2 separate regions of the Homo sapiens genome follow, and region 2 is linked to region 1. A link is a contact called in ENCODE Hi-C or POLR2A ChIA-PET data. All regions are on one chromosome and are shown on one strand. Each heading gives the region's core, a stretch centred on a gene start or an enhancer-like site at or near the end of the contact. The rest is flanking DNA. Distances are from core to core; before and after follow the strand shown. Region 1 has its middle 180 kb from the start of MAP1B. Region 2 has its middle 130 kb from the start of MAP1B.

Region 1 (7,250 bases), core at 3,722-6,221:
AAGAAAAAAACAAATAATACCATAAAAAATTAGCCTAAGGACATGAATAGACAATTCTCAAAAGAAGATGTACAAATAGCCAACAAACATATGAAAAAATGCTCAGCATCACTAATTATCAGAAAAATGCAAATCAAAACCACAATGAAATACCACCTTACTCATGCAAGAATGACCATAATTAAAAAATCAAAAATAATAGATGTTGGCATGGATGTAGTGAAAAGGGAACACTTTTACACTGCTTGTAGGAATGTAAATGAGTACAACCACTATGGAAAACAATGTGGAATTCCTTAAAGAACTAAAAGTAGAACTATCATTTGATCCAGCAATCCCACTACTGGGTATCTACCCAGAAGAAAGGAAGTTTTTATATGAAAAAGACACTTGTACACACATGTTTATAGCAGCACAATTCGCAACTGCAAAAATATGGAACCAGTCTAAATGCCCATCAACCAACAAGTAGCTAAAGAAAATGTGACATATATATCATACACATACACATACATATATTATGGAATACTACTCATCCATTAAAAGGAACAAAATAATGGCATTTGCAGCTACCTGGATGGAATGGGAGACCATTATTCTAAGTGAAGTAACCCATGAATGGAAAACCAGACATCATATGTTCTCACTTTTAAGTGGGAGCTAAGCTATGAGGACGCAAAGGCATAAGAATGATATAATGGACTTTGAGGACTTGCGGGGAAGGATGGTAGGGGGATGAGTGTACAGTGTACACTGTTTAGGTGATGGGTGCACCACAATCTCGATCAGAAATCACCACTAAAGAACTTATTTATGTAGCCAAAAACCATCTTTTTCCCCCAAACTATTGAAATAAAAATATATATTGCCAATATCTTCCCCCATGCTGTGACTTTTCACTGTTCTAACGGTGCTTTGATAAATAAAGTTTAATTTTAAAGAAAAAAAAAGAAGCTGGCCAAAACCTGCCAAAACCAAGATGACCACAAAAGCGACCTCTGGTCATCCTCAGTGCTCATTATACGCTAATTATATTGCATTAGCATGTGAAAAGACACTCCCACCAGGGCCATGACAGTTTACAAATGCCATCGCAATGTCTGGAAGTTACCTTATGTGATCTAAAAAGGGAAGGAACCCTCAGTTCTGGGAATTGCCTGCCCCTTTCCTGGAAATCTCTTGAATAATCCACCTCTTGTTTAGCATATGATCAAGAAATAAGCATAAAAATAGCCAACCAGCAGCCCTTGGGGTGGCTCTGTTCTTTCAGTAGCCATTCTTTTATTCCCTTACTTTCTTAATGAACTTGTTTTCACTTTACTCTGTGGACTTGCCCCAAATTCTTTCTTGCATGAGATCCAAGGACCTTCTCATGGGGTCTGGATTGGAACCCCTTTCCAGTAACAAACCCACTAAATGTTAAGACAGCTTGTTATGCAGCAATGGTTCAATATTATTTTTATTAATCTCCAAAAAGAAATTCTCCTTCTCCTTATATCATCTCTTAAGCCTCATCATCAACACCAAGAAGAAAACCAGACATAGTAGGAAATGTTGCAGCTTCTTGCCAGATCTCCTGTGATTCTTCTGTATATCTGGAGAAGATGATCAAACACCACTACCGGTTGAGGATGTGATATATGGAGATTCGGGAATCTGAGGGTTTATCTGGGGACATAGTTCAACCGATCTCTTTTGGGAGCAGGTTAATTCCAGGGCCTGACAGGCTTCTTGAAACTTGTGAACAAGGTTCTCCAACAGCACTTACTCCAGTGTTATTTTTCCCTTCCCTTCTTCCTTGCTTTCTGCCGTGAGTGTGAGACATGTGTGGGAAGGAAAAACAACGTTCTCCTCCATTCTACGTGAGTTTTTAGCTGGGACTCCCTCTAATAAAAGACAGATTAACAAGAGAAAAGCAAACAAATGTTTAATAACACACACACCTCCTGTAGATCTCAAATTAGACTTTAGGCTTAAATATTTTGTTTCTCTGAAACAAAAAAAGGAGTGTATAGGAAAAGGCCCTATTAAGATGCAATGGCCAGGAAAAGCACCATAAACCAAGGGTAAGATTTTCTATGCAGATTTAAGTGGATGCCTTCTCCACTGATGAAGAGTTTCTGATAATTTAGTAATCTTTCTCCTCCTGGTGCAGAGAGGGAGGCACCCTTAAAAATGGGAATTTCTTTTGTAAATGTAAATTTCTCTTACAAAAAGACAACTTTTCAGAGCTACTGCTGTATCTGCAGTTTGTCAAAAGAACCACTTCAAATAATCCTTATGCCAAAGAAGCATATTTGAGGGTGGCACATTCTGGTCATATTTTGGGGTGGCATGTCCTGAATCCCATCACATAAAAGGCCTTTTTTCCTCTTGAGTTTATTCACTCCTTCATACCTTATTTATGGCTTTGAAGAATGTAAGGTGAGGATAGAGTCTGATGGTGAATTGAAGAAGATTTTTGCCCTTCTTAGGAAAGCAAATGGAGTTGTTATATCCATAATTGTGCATACATGCTATGTCTGTGTGTCTGTCCATGTATGTGATAGAAGGAGTGGGAGAAGGAGTGCTACTGGGATTAGAAGTTAAAGAACTTCCCACTTTTCTTCCTGAGAACAGTAGTTGTTCAGATCCCTTTTATGTAGCCCCATTGGAAAGGTACCCAGTGTGACCACTCAGAGCCACAGATGACTAAACCCAACAATATGTCTTCTTCTTCTTTTTTTTTTTTTTTGAGACAGAGTCTTGCTCTGTTGCCCAGGCTACAGTGCAGTGGTGCAATCTTGGCTCACTGCAACCTCCACCTCCCAGGTTCAAGCAGTTCTCTGCCTCAGCCTTCTGAGTAGCTGGGATTATAGGTGCCCACCACCATGCCTGGCTAATTTTTGTATTTTTAGTAGAGACGGAGTTTCATCATCTTGGCCAGGCTAGTCTTGAACTCCTGACCTCGTGATCCACCTGCCTCGGCCTCCCAAAGTGCTGGGATTACAGGCGTGAGCCACCGAGCCCAGCCCAACAAGATATCTTCTTGAGGGGTGAGTAAGCAGGGCTTGTAAACCAAAAATTATCTAACACAGGTCTCAATCAATTTAGAAGTGTATTTTGCCAAGAGTAAGGACATGCCCAGAAGAAGAGAACACAGAAATCACAGAAACAGTCTGTGGTCTGTGCCTGTCTCCAAAGATGAATTTGGGGGCTTCAATATTAAAAGCAGAAAACTAGACTGGAGGGGAAAGAGGGAGGGTATGCTAATCCACATGTTGTAAGACAAAGGAGAAGGTAGGGGAACAGTCAACTATGTATTCATCTCATGCTCAGTAAATTGGCACCTTATATAAGGTAAGGTGAACATAGAGTTATCACCTGTGGAGATATTTAACCTTTAACTGTAGCTCTCTGCTTAGGAACAAAAGGAAAGGCAGTTTCTTGCATGACTCGGCTTTCAGCTTAATGTTTTTTTCTTTTGGCAAAGTGAATTGGGGTCCTGAGATAAGTAAGAAAGAACTCTATGTTTTATTCACAAGACAAACTAGCCCTTCTAGGTGTTTTACCAAAAGGATGAAATGGTAATGAGCTACTGGCTCCCTCCCTCTGGGAACTTCATAGGCTGGATGCTGAAGATGACCCCATCTCTCTTGGGGCAGGTGTCCAAATCTGGGAACCCAGGCTAGGGGAGGGGCAGACAGATACTTGCTGGTTTCTGGAAAAAGGACAGTATGTTAGATGCACAGCTTTCTCCAGGATCACATAGGAGACTTCTACAGTTCTGAAAGCTTCGTGTGCCCTGTCCTCTGCCTCCTCAACCTGTGTATCTTCCCCCTTCCTTTGGGGGAAAGAACCACAGGAAGAACTAAAGGAGAGCTCTGGGTTCTACTCTAGAGTGTGCTCAAGAGAAACAAGTAGGAAGTGGACTTGATACTTAGTATTCCCCAGTGACCTTAGCATTGGAACCCCACTTTTGGAAATGCCTGGGAGAAAATGTTAGAGTAGCTGAAGGATGCTTTTAGTCTTCAACAGAAAGCAGCTGTGTGTTTCTCAGTGCCCTTCTGGGTCCAGTTGTTACAAAGACTCAGCCTAGCACCTTTACTTCTGCAAAGTGGTGTTTGAGTCATTTGTCATCAGATGCACTTAAGGTAGGAGCTGTTTCCTGGCCTCCTCTTCTTAGCTCTTCCTGTACAAAAAAAAAAATTGGCATGTTTCCTAATGATGTTATTAAAGAATGATTTCAAGCATGACACTGGCTATCACTTACATAAGTTATGAAAGTCAAGAATCTGGCCCATGAAAGGTATCCAGCAAGGCTGTTACTGAAAGTGGTACAATTCAGTGTTTTAGAAGGTGGCTAAATGATCTGTGAGCTGAATGGGGCAGTGTGGTGGGAAGGAGGGGCCTCTGTTATGTCACTAGGGGAGGAAGAATGTGCCAAGGGAGGCTGCCATGGAGGGGACTGAACTGTGACTCATGCCAATGCTGGTGGGCTTGTTGGCAGAGAAGGGAGATGCCCCTGTCCTCTGAATGCTGGATGCTTTCCAGTGTCCGACCCTCTTTGCTGGGTCACAGTGATTTCATTTTTTTTTGGCTTTTTATAGTTGGCTGTGAAAATAGCCTTTCACCTTCAATGAATCACATTTAAAGCAGACAGGGAGTATAGGAGAGTAATGAGATTAATTGGCCTCCTTTTGGACTTCCTGGTAAGTCCAAGGGGCAAATTTGTGATGTGTCACCAGCAGCAACACTTTGTTGATCTTTGGACAGAAATGACAAAGCAAATACCTTTGAGGAAGGCAAAAGGGAAGCAAGTTGAGGAGATCCCTTTTCACTCCACTAGCTGGCTGCTAATCTCGGCACGCAGGTCAGATTGAACTGGAGCTGGGACATGGTCTGAGGATGCTTGGCTTAACCTCTGTTGGCAGAGGCCTGCCATGCTTGGCTGCCGCAGGAGGCCAGACTTTTCCAGAGAGTGAGGCTGGACTCAAGCATGATGGGAGGCTCCTTATCTGCCCCCACCAGGGTCTTGGGGCAAAGCCAAGCTGCTTACACCATGTGACTGGGAATGGCAGTGACTCAGAGGGAGCAAGCTAGAAGGGAGGAAGTGCTGGTGTCCTCAGCCATTGTTAGGGAAGAACGGAGGAGCCCAAGAGGAAGGCTCCAGCGCTGAGAGGACCACAGGCCTGAGGCAGTTGCCTAGCAACGGTACCCAAGCGCCTCCCTCCACCAGCCTGTCAGCAGCGTGAGGCCTCTTACCAGCTCCTACCCTCCAGTTCCTTCCTTCAAAGCCGCCCTCTATATGCCTTTTCACCAAATTCCACCTGAACAGAAATGATCCTGGGGGTGTGGGTCAGGGGGAGCCTCCAGACCACGGAATGTCTTAGAGAGCTGTGCTTTGTGTTGCTAACTGTAGTTAGGAACTCAGATGCCAGAGCCAGACCTGCATGCAAATTCCAGGGCCAACACTTGTTAGCTCTGTCATCTGGGGCAAGTTTCTTAACCTCCCAATGCTTGATTTTCTCCATCCATAAACGATAGAGAAAGATAGTACCTATCTCAATTGGGGCAATTTGAGGCTTAGTGTGGATGGAAGGATGGACGGATGGATGGATGGATGAGTAAATAGATAGACAGAAATAGAATCAATTAAAATAGTGCCTGGCACATAGAACGTCTACGTATGCGTTCATTACTAGTAGTCCTGGAGGACAGTTGGACACAAGCACTTGCTCCCAGGTGGGGCAGAGGAGCTGGGGAGGGAGCCCCAATCTCCAGTTTCATGATGGCGTGTGGTACTGGAATATCTGCTTCCAGGCCACTGTTCTAACAGTGGCTTGCTGTGGGCTCTTGGGCAAGCAGCAATTTTCCCCTTGGAGGATGGACTGAAAGGGTCTGGATTTCCTCAACTTCTCCTTGCCTTGTAGCATCCTGGATGTGACTGAGCTGAGTCACCTCTGTCTCCGCAGCTATGGGGGGATTAGAAAATGTGACAATAGGAGGGGGTTCCAGCTGAGCCCCAGAGGGAAGGTTTGGGTGAGCAATGGGTGAATAGTCTCAGATGGGGGGTGTTTAGTCCAGACCTGGGAAGGGGCAGGCAGCCAGGCTCATACTGGTATCATCTTATATTTATTTTTGTAGTTGCTCTAGGTGTTATGTATCCATTATATATACCTACCTAACTTCTCACATTCTATTTAAATTTCGCATTTTACCACTTCGAGTAGAATGTAGAAATCTTAAACCATGTATGTTCCACACCCTCCTCCTCCCTTTATGTTATAATTGCCATATATATTACACCTATATGCATTGAAAACTCTCCCTTCCAACAATGTTTTAATTTTGGCTTCCAATAGTCATACATATTTCTAGAGGACAAAATGGTTTATTATATTTACACAGATGTTTACAATTTCTGTTGCTCTTTCTTCATTCCTGAAGTTCTGATTCTCCCTCTGGGGTAATTTCCCTTCAATCTGAAGAACTTCCTGTAACTTTCTTTTTAAGTAATTTTTTTTTTTTTAGACAGAATCTTGCTCTGTTGCCCAGGCTGGGTAGAGCGGTGTGATCTCAGCTCACTGCAGCCTCTGCCTCCCAGTTCAGGTGATTTTCCCACCTCAGCCTCCCAAGTAGCTGGGACTACAGGTGTGCACCTCCACGACCAGCTAATTTTTGTATTTTTAATAGAGACAGGGTTTCGCCATGTTGGCCAGGCTGGTCTCGAACTGCTGGCTTCAAGTGATCCACCCGCCTCGGCCTCCGAAAGTGTCGGGATTGCAGGCATAAGCCACTGCACCTGGCCTAAAGTAGGTTTATTGGTAATGAAATTTGTTAGTTTTCTTCCGTCTGAGAACGTCTTGATTTCATGGGATACAGAATTATGCGTTGACAGTTCTTTTCTTTCTAGCTTGAAAAAAAATACACGGTCAATTAAATTGTTAATCTATATGCAATGTGTCATTTTCTCTGGCTGGTTTTGATATTTCTTCAGCCTTTGGTTTTCACAGTTTTCTTCTGATGGTTTTATTTGCATTTGTCTTGTTTGTGGTTCCCTGAGCTTCTTATTATCGGCAAATTTATGTCTTTCACTGAATTTGGGAAATTTCTGTAATTATTTCTTCAAATATATTTTTTTTTCTGCACCAATTTGTGTCTCCTCTTTTTTAGGGACTCCAGTCACATGCATGTTAAACTTTTCATATTGTCCCACCCCACAGGTCCTGAGTCTCTGGTCATTTCTTCAACCTACTTTCTCCCTGTCC
Region 2 (7,244 bases), core at 3,009-5,508, 42 kb after region 1:
CATCCACTATTTTCTATTTGAAAATGTTCCCAAGTCTGGAGAGTCCTGGCTTTAAAAATAGCTTAGTATACAGTAGTATAGTAAGGAAATTATAGTTAAAGATAATTTACTGTATATTTCAAAATAACTAGGAAAGAAGAATTATCATGTTTCCAACACAAAGAAAAGATACATGTTTGAGGTGATGGGCATCCAGTTATGCAGATTTGACCATGACACATTGTACACAGGGATCCAGATATCACATGCACCCCCAAAATATGTACAACTATTATATATCAATAAAAAAGTACAAGAAGAATAAACTGTGAAAAGATCAAGAGTCAAAAACAGAAAAGAAAAGAAAGAAATAGCCTAAAGCTAGAATGTGGGGTGGATGCAGGGATGAGGGTTATGCCAGGTTTCTCTTTGACCATTGTATGCTCATAAGGAGGTTTCTATGCTAAGAATCTCTATGTCAAGATGCTTAACTTGATTCATACCCTTTGGTTAAGGAAGAAACTAGGAATTTGAGGGACATGATTAAAAACTTCAATTAGGGACCATTTGTAGCACGTATTTATTTTCTTTTTGTAATTCTGCTATCATCTCTGGGCATCTTCTTCCAGATGTTTTGGCTGGTCACCTTGACTCTAATGGAGTCTTCAGATTATTAGAAGATGCAAGAGGAGAGCCCAAAAGTTCTTGTTCCTAACCCTTGGATATGCCTGATAAGGCCTTGTGAATCCAAATACCACATTCCTTCTTTCCAGCCATGAAGTACCTGAGAGTGGCTCTGCTTGGGCAGGTCTTGGCATTGGGCTGAAGGTGATGTCCTCTATTCCCTAGAATGGGGTAGGGACTGGGAGCCGTTACACATGACAGTGGACTGAGATGCTTTGTCTGAGTTAGTTCTTACATCTCAATTCCAATATGTGTGTCTGAGTTCATTTGGGCAGCTATAACAAAATGCCATAAACTTGTTAGCTTATAACAACAGAAATTTATTTCTCTCAGTTCTAGAGTCTGGGAAGTCCAAGATCAAGGGGCCAGCAGATTCAGCATCTGGTGAAGGCCTGCTTTCTGGTTCATAGATGGTGCCTTCTTGCTGTATTCTCACATGGGGGAAGGGGCAGGGCAGCTCTCTGGGGCCTCTTTTATAGGGGCACTAATCCCACTCATGAAGGCCTGTTGATCTAATCACCTCCCAATGGCCCCACCTCCTAATACCATCACCTTGGGGGTTGAGATTCCAACACATAAATTTTGGAGGGACACAAACATTCAGACCATAGCAGATTAATTTCCAGACTCTCAGAGAAATCCTTATCAAATAAATTAATTCAGAAGAAAATCCCCAAACTAATTAGTGTGGATCCTTTTTACCGTTCCTGTGAGTCAGAGCTGATGTGCTCACTGCCTGTGTCCCCTCCTGCCCTTGCCCCCCGCAGGGAGATAACTGAGCCATGCCTTTTGCCACCCACTCTCCCTGTCCTCTTTGCATCTTTGGCTGGCAACCCCAGAGCACTTTCCAGATCCTCTGCATCTCTCTTCACCAGATCTCTGGCCATTCCTAATTCTACATTCTGGACAGTTCCTGGCCTGTTGCTCTTGCTCTTTGCAGGAACTGTGGATGAAGCCTTGCCAGGACACAGGTCCTCAGTGCCTGTCACTGAGGTGGCCCTTCATTTAACTGAAGTCCCATTACATTAATAAGCCTCAGTTTCCCTCCCCTCAGTGACTTCAGGAAGCCTTTCTGTATCCTGGCTCTTGTTCTATGATGGTGTGTTCGATCTGTAGAGGTGGGTTTTTTTTCTTTTCACCAAATCTCAGCATTTTTCCTTTCCCTCATACTGGAGGGTTGCTTTCTGTTTCTTCCTTCCTTACCTTAGTCTCTATTACAGCAGCCCTGAAGTCTATCTGCAAGTGTGTGCATGGATCTGGGGAATGGGCAGGTAGGATTCTGGGCTCAACAGTCACATTTCTTGCTAAATTAGTGTGGTCCCAGGGGAAGGGGCTTCGGCAGATGAGGAGCCACAGAGGAGGGGGATGCAGAATTCCCCTTTCCTGGCTGATTTCTGTTTTGCCTAAAAACCATGTGGCTGTGACACCAGGGCACTGCTGTCTCCCCAGACAACAAATTTTAATAGCTCTCCTTTACTGCTGGCAATGATAATGGCTAACACAGGCTGGCTATTCACGACATGGTAAGCTTGGTACAGAATCTATCTTATTTAATCCTTGCTTTGAAGCAATTCTATTATTCTCCCCATTGTACAGATGAGGACACTGAGGACCAAGGAGTGGCAGAGCTTTGCTAGAAACTCAACTCTGACCTCAGAGCTGGAGTGCTTCCCCTAACCCCATGCTGAAAATAGTCACTGCTGTTCCGGGACTACCCTGCCAGCTTCTTAGTTGTCAGATTTCGGAAACTGTATCAACTCTCTCAAGTGGAGGGGACACTTTGAACAAATAAATATTGACAAGCACTGTCAAAATAGCTGGAGATTCTGACCCTGTCAGGCTAATCTCTGTTCTCCCTGTGAAAGCTCTGGCTTCCGTCACTCTGGGTCACATTCCGGCCTGCCTTCCTGTCAGAGTCCTACATTGCTCTCCTCTCCTCCACAATGTGCATATTGCAAGTTGGTCATCCTGTGTGTGTATTTACTTGCTGTGGCTTGTTTGGGTTCAGTTTTTTGAGTGTTCGTTTGCTTTTCCCAGACAGTATCAGATCCAGCCTTTCTGCCCCACCCCTTTTTGGAGGTACCGCTCTTTTCTACGCTATAAATGACTGACCAGTTGGGACTGAACTTGGCTGGGACAATCTCTGTTTTCACTCCCCTTCTATGTCCATCCTCTGTACTTTCAAAGTCTCCTGGGTACTCTCCTTCTTTCCTACAAGGTTGCAACTGTGTACCTTCTGTTGCCTCTCCTAGGCCTGTTGCATCCTGGAACACAGTACAGCCAATAAATGTTTGTTAAATGAATGGATGAATGAATGTAGTTCTCAATATGTATAATCATGGCACTCTGACAAAGCTGCTGTTATAATCCCTTTGTAAAGGAACCACATGCTTAATTTTAAGATAGAAGGATTGCAGCAACAACATTGCACGAGTTTTTCTCTTTTGACAGTTTCTGGTTCATCCGAGATCCCTGCACCTGCCAAACAGAAACTCACATTCACTCACACACCAGTTAGGTAAGAAGCAGCTGGCTAAGTATTGAGCTATTCTTGCCCAAGTCCACCATTTCCATGTAGGGGGTTGAAAGGAAGCTGATCATTTTCCTTCGGTTTTTTAAAGAATGTCCTTTGGGCTTTTTAGCATCCTTGTGACAGGCATCATGTTCATCTCAAGCTGTTTGGTGAGTACAGGGAGATGGGTCCCTGTGTCAGGTGCTATATTCTTGTTGAGATACAAAAGCTTCAGTTCTCAACTCTCCAGCCCTGCAGGGGAGAATGAGGTCTTATCAAGATTGCTTGGCAAAGTGTATTATTCATAAACCCACCTGGCTTATCACCAAAAAAATGTTGTGTTCACTGAGAGAGGCTCTTAAAGAATTCTCTGTTAATATTTGCTTTGTCATTTCAGAAAGCCTTTAGCTAGGCCTGATCAGACAGTTATTTCTGGCTGGGTACAAATTCTGTTTTCAGAATATTGCTTGGCTCTTTGTTCCTTTCCCCTCTGTGCTGCCCACCCCCTTGCCTGACTCATCTCTTCTAGAACCTTCTCTGTCCTTTCCCAAACCACTGGGAGTGATTTACTAAGTACATTTCCCAGCCAGCTCCCAGACACTGGCTAGAAAGACCAATTTACAGGAACAAAATGTCCCCACATTGTAACTGGGTCATGGTCCAAAATTTATTTGAAAATCAGACATTGGAATTAACAATGTTTTTTTTTTTTTTTCTCAGAGAAATAACAGTGGAGAGAAGGTCTCACGATATCCCCAGAAGCCACTTTATCTATAATGAAGCTGAATTGTAACACAAATGAGGGATCTAGGAATAGAATATGTGTCGGTGCAGAAGAGGGGACTAGTGGGGGACAGTAGGGGAGGACAGGAGGAGAAATTGGAGGGGGAAGATTTTTCTCCCTCTCTTTATTAATACAGTTCTAGTCCTGGGCCACAGTTCATAATAATCAGGTCATGTGCACACAGCCTCTTGTGGCCTTAGAGTCAGAAGTGATTGGAGTTCAGGGTCTGACTCAGGTTAAACAGACTCATACCAGCTAGATGTGCCAACCAGAATGGCAGTTAAAAAAATTGCTGGCTATCAAGCATGTTGCTACCAGTGCATTTCCTCCCTGGAAGCAAATCTGCAAGGGAAGCTGGAGTGCAATCAGAAAACTGTGTTGAGCCTCACTTAGATCAGGGATCAACTGTCACAGGACTAGACAGGACAACTTTAGACCCTACTAGTCTCTCTTCTGGCATTCTGCATAATCAAGGCTTGGGAGTTGCTTCTTTCACATTCTCTTTTCTGGGCTTTCTGGCTTTTCTTATTTATTATTATTATTTTTTGCCAGATACATTGTTGCTTTAATTATGATGATGTCTTCAATCAGATCAGAGCCAAAATTGGTAGCCTGGGAGCCATTCTGGTTTTTTTTTATTTGTTTGTTTGTTGGCTTGTTTTAGGTTGATGTAGTATTGCTCTTATCCAACATGTGCGGATTTTGTAGTATAACTAGTGGGAAACAATTTACTTTCTATGTTCTCAGGGATCACTTTAATTCAATGTCTCCAAACCTCCAAACATGTTCCAACTATACCTTCAGCTATAGATAGCATCACTATTTTGTGTGGAGGAGGCAGAAGTGGTAGAAGAAAGAGTGGAATCAGTCCATCTTATTCCACAAATCTTCAAAATTTAAAAATATTTGCTGCCTCAAATTTTTTTCAGAAGCAGCAGGAATATAAAGTAGAACAAAATACATGAAAAAACATAAAGAGTTACTTATTATCTTTTACCCTTAACTGAAATACTCTTTCTTCTAGAGAAAATGATGTCAGCTAGATGTTAGAAAGAAAGATGAACACACTAATTTATACTCATGTGCAAATGACTAGGTAACACTTCTAGTCACATTTTGAGAGTTTTCTTCTTTTGAGAGAGGGCATATAGTGATACATATGTATCTTTAGTAGAATTTCAGGCAGTGTAAGTAGCTATTTCACAGAGTAGGAAAACTTAAAGAGTATTGTGGGAAAGGTTTCAGGTTCAGGTTGGTCTTTTGCTCTGGAGTTCAGCTTCTCTCTGTTACTTATATCTTCTTTTCTTTCTGGACATCAATCTAAAAGATTTGCAAGCCTCCAAGGTTTATCACAAAAATTTTCATTCCAGTACTATCAGGACCTGTAGTTGTGGGAGTAAGAGGGAGACCAGGCTGCTAAGGGGAGAGTGAGGGCAATTTTTGGCACATTTGCACACTAGAAGTCTCCTCTACTAGCTTAACCTAACCTTTGATCCATTTCTGTTGTTCACATTTCTCACCTCTTTCCAAATGCCCAATTTTTTTTTTTTTTTTTTTTTTGTGACCATGAGCTCCCTGGCCACTTTGCTATTGGTTGACTATGACAGGTGTGCTCTCTCATCTCAGGGCCTGCCTTAGAATGCTCTTCTCCCAGATTGTCACAGCGACCCTCTGTCAACGTACTCAAATCTCTGTCCAGTGCTACCTCTTCAGAGAGCTTTCTCTGACCTACCAAAAACAGCATCTTCCTCCATTTACTATCCCCTCACCCTGCTTTATTTTTCTTCATTGCACTTATCACTACCTGGCGTATTATGTCTCTGTTGTTTAACTTTCAATCTGTCTGTTAATATCGGAATGCTAGCTGCACTTGGGAGGGATTTTTGTCTGGCTGGTCCAAAGTTAGATTCCTAGTACGAGGCCTGTGCTGGGCACAAAGTGGGCCCTCAACAAATATTTGTTAGATGAATGAATCTCCATCTTATAAATGAGAGTTTGAAGCTTAGAAAGATTAAATGACTTAGTCAAGGCCATAAGTGCCAGAGATGGGATTACAACCCAAGTCACGTGATGCCAAAGCCTATATTCTTAGCCATTGCATGTGTGTGTGTGTGTGTGTGTGTGTTTGTGTGTGTGTATCTCCCAATCTTCTCCATTAAACTCTCAGATTCTCCATCATAAGGACTATTTGTATTATATCTTGTAACCTAAATGCCTAAAATGCTCAATATGTGAAGGGGAGACTATAAATGTCAAAGGAAAAATATATCTTTGGCTAATGGATGAGTGCTTGAACAAAGAGAAGCATGTTTCCGATGAGGACACAGTACAGACAAAGACCTAAGAAACACACTGGGAATTGCAGAGTTCAAATGTCTTCCTAAATGGCTAACTTATCACCAGGGGCAGCCTAGGCAGTGCGAAAAATAAAGTCTACTGAGTAAGTATAATCATTGCACATCCCCTTTTAGCAGCTGGAGTCATTGTCCCACACCTTGCCTCACAGTGCACATACAAGTTTAAATGCCTGAGATTGCTAATTTTCCAAAGACTTCATTATCGTGAGATGAGGCCATGGCAAAAATGTGCTGGTCTTTAAAACAAGGACAGATGACAAATTGATAGCACTATAAAAGGGCCACAGGACTTAGCGCTGGCTCTGAACGTCTACCAGACAGCAGACACAATATATGTTCACTGAGAGTGTTGGATCTCAAAGATACCAATGAATTTAGAGGTGTCTGAGCAACAAAAAGATTTATTTTGTTTCTTAAATTCAGAACTCTGGACTCTCAAGGGAAGACAGTGGTTTGGCAGAAAGCAGTGGTAGAATAACCAATTATTCTATAATATTTTTCAGAGCCAACTTCCTTCTAACATTTTGTTTCCATTGCCACGGTAATCCTGCTTTCCTCAGCATAAGGAAGCAGGGAAGAGGTGAAATAAGAGCCCTCCCTTGGAATTGGATCATGTGAGCCAAAATAGTCAGATCCTTCCAGTGGGCCAGCTGGAGAAGGGTCCACAATTGTCTCCTAGAATCAGGGCTGTATACAATGACATGCACATCTTTATCCATCATGGAAATTGGTCGCTTACAATGCATCCTTTTTGTAGGCTAAAATAACTGGCATCCTTCTCTCCCGACCCATTTACATCCCCTTTTCCCTCATCACTCATCATCCTCTGCCCTTCCCCCAAACACATTGTTGTTGATTTTTATTAGCTCTGAATCAAAGAAAATGTGCTGGAGAATATTGCACCAGGGAAGCAACATTTCAATGCTTA

What was found. Hi-C counts contacts between places; a loop is a spot of excess contacts on that map. ChIA-PET counts read pairs that join two places held with the same protein, here RNA polymerase II (POLR2A). Pooled maps may share reads with other maps.
Region 2: a map of ascending aorta shows a loop between it and region 1 (3-fold over the local background). The contact joins two enhancer-like sites. A Hi-C loop is called at or near these places in 2 of 168 maps with a recorded cell type or tissue (ascending aorta and heart right ventricle) and 3 of 50 pooled maps. POLR2A ChIA-PET finds 5 or more read pairs at or near these places in 3 of 52 experiments (AG04450, MCF 10A and activated naive CD4-positive, alpha-beta T cell).

What each region holds. Positions count from the first base shown.
Region 1 is chr5:71,928,085-71,935,334 of GRCh38, forward strand. No RefSeq gene overlaps it. Among named protein-coding and RNA genes, the nearest start is that of MAP1B, 180 kb to the right of the region's middle. Within about 2 kb of position 4,972, at least 18 of the 41 ENCODE cell types and tissues checked have a DNase peak (open chromatin) inside an H3K27ac peak, as active enhancers do; they include ascending aorta, where a contact is called at or near this core.
Region 2 is chr5:71,970,638-71,977,881 of GRCh38, forward strand. No RefSeq gene overlaps it. Among named protein-coding and RNA genes, the nearest start is that of MAP1B, 130 kb to the right of the region's middle. Within about 2 kb of position 4,259, at least 10 of the 41 ENCODE cell types and tissues checked have a DNase peak (open chromatin) inside an H3K27ac peak, as active enhancers do; they include ascending aorta, where a contact is called at or near this core.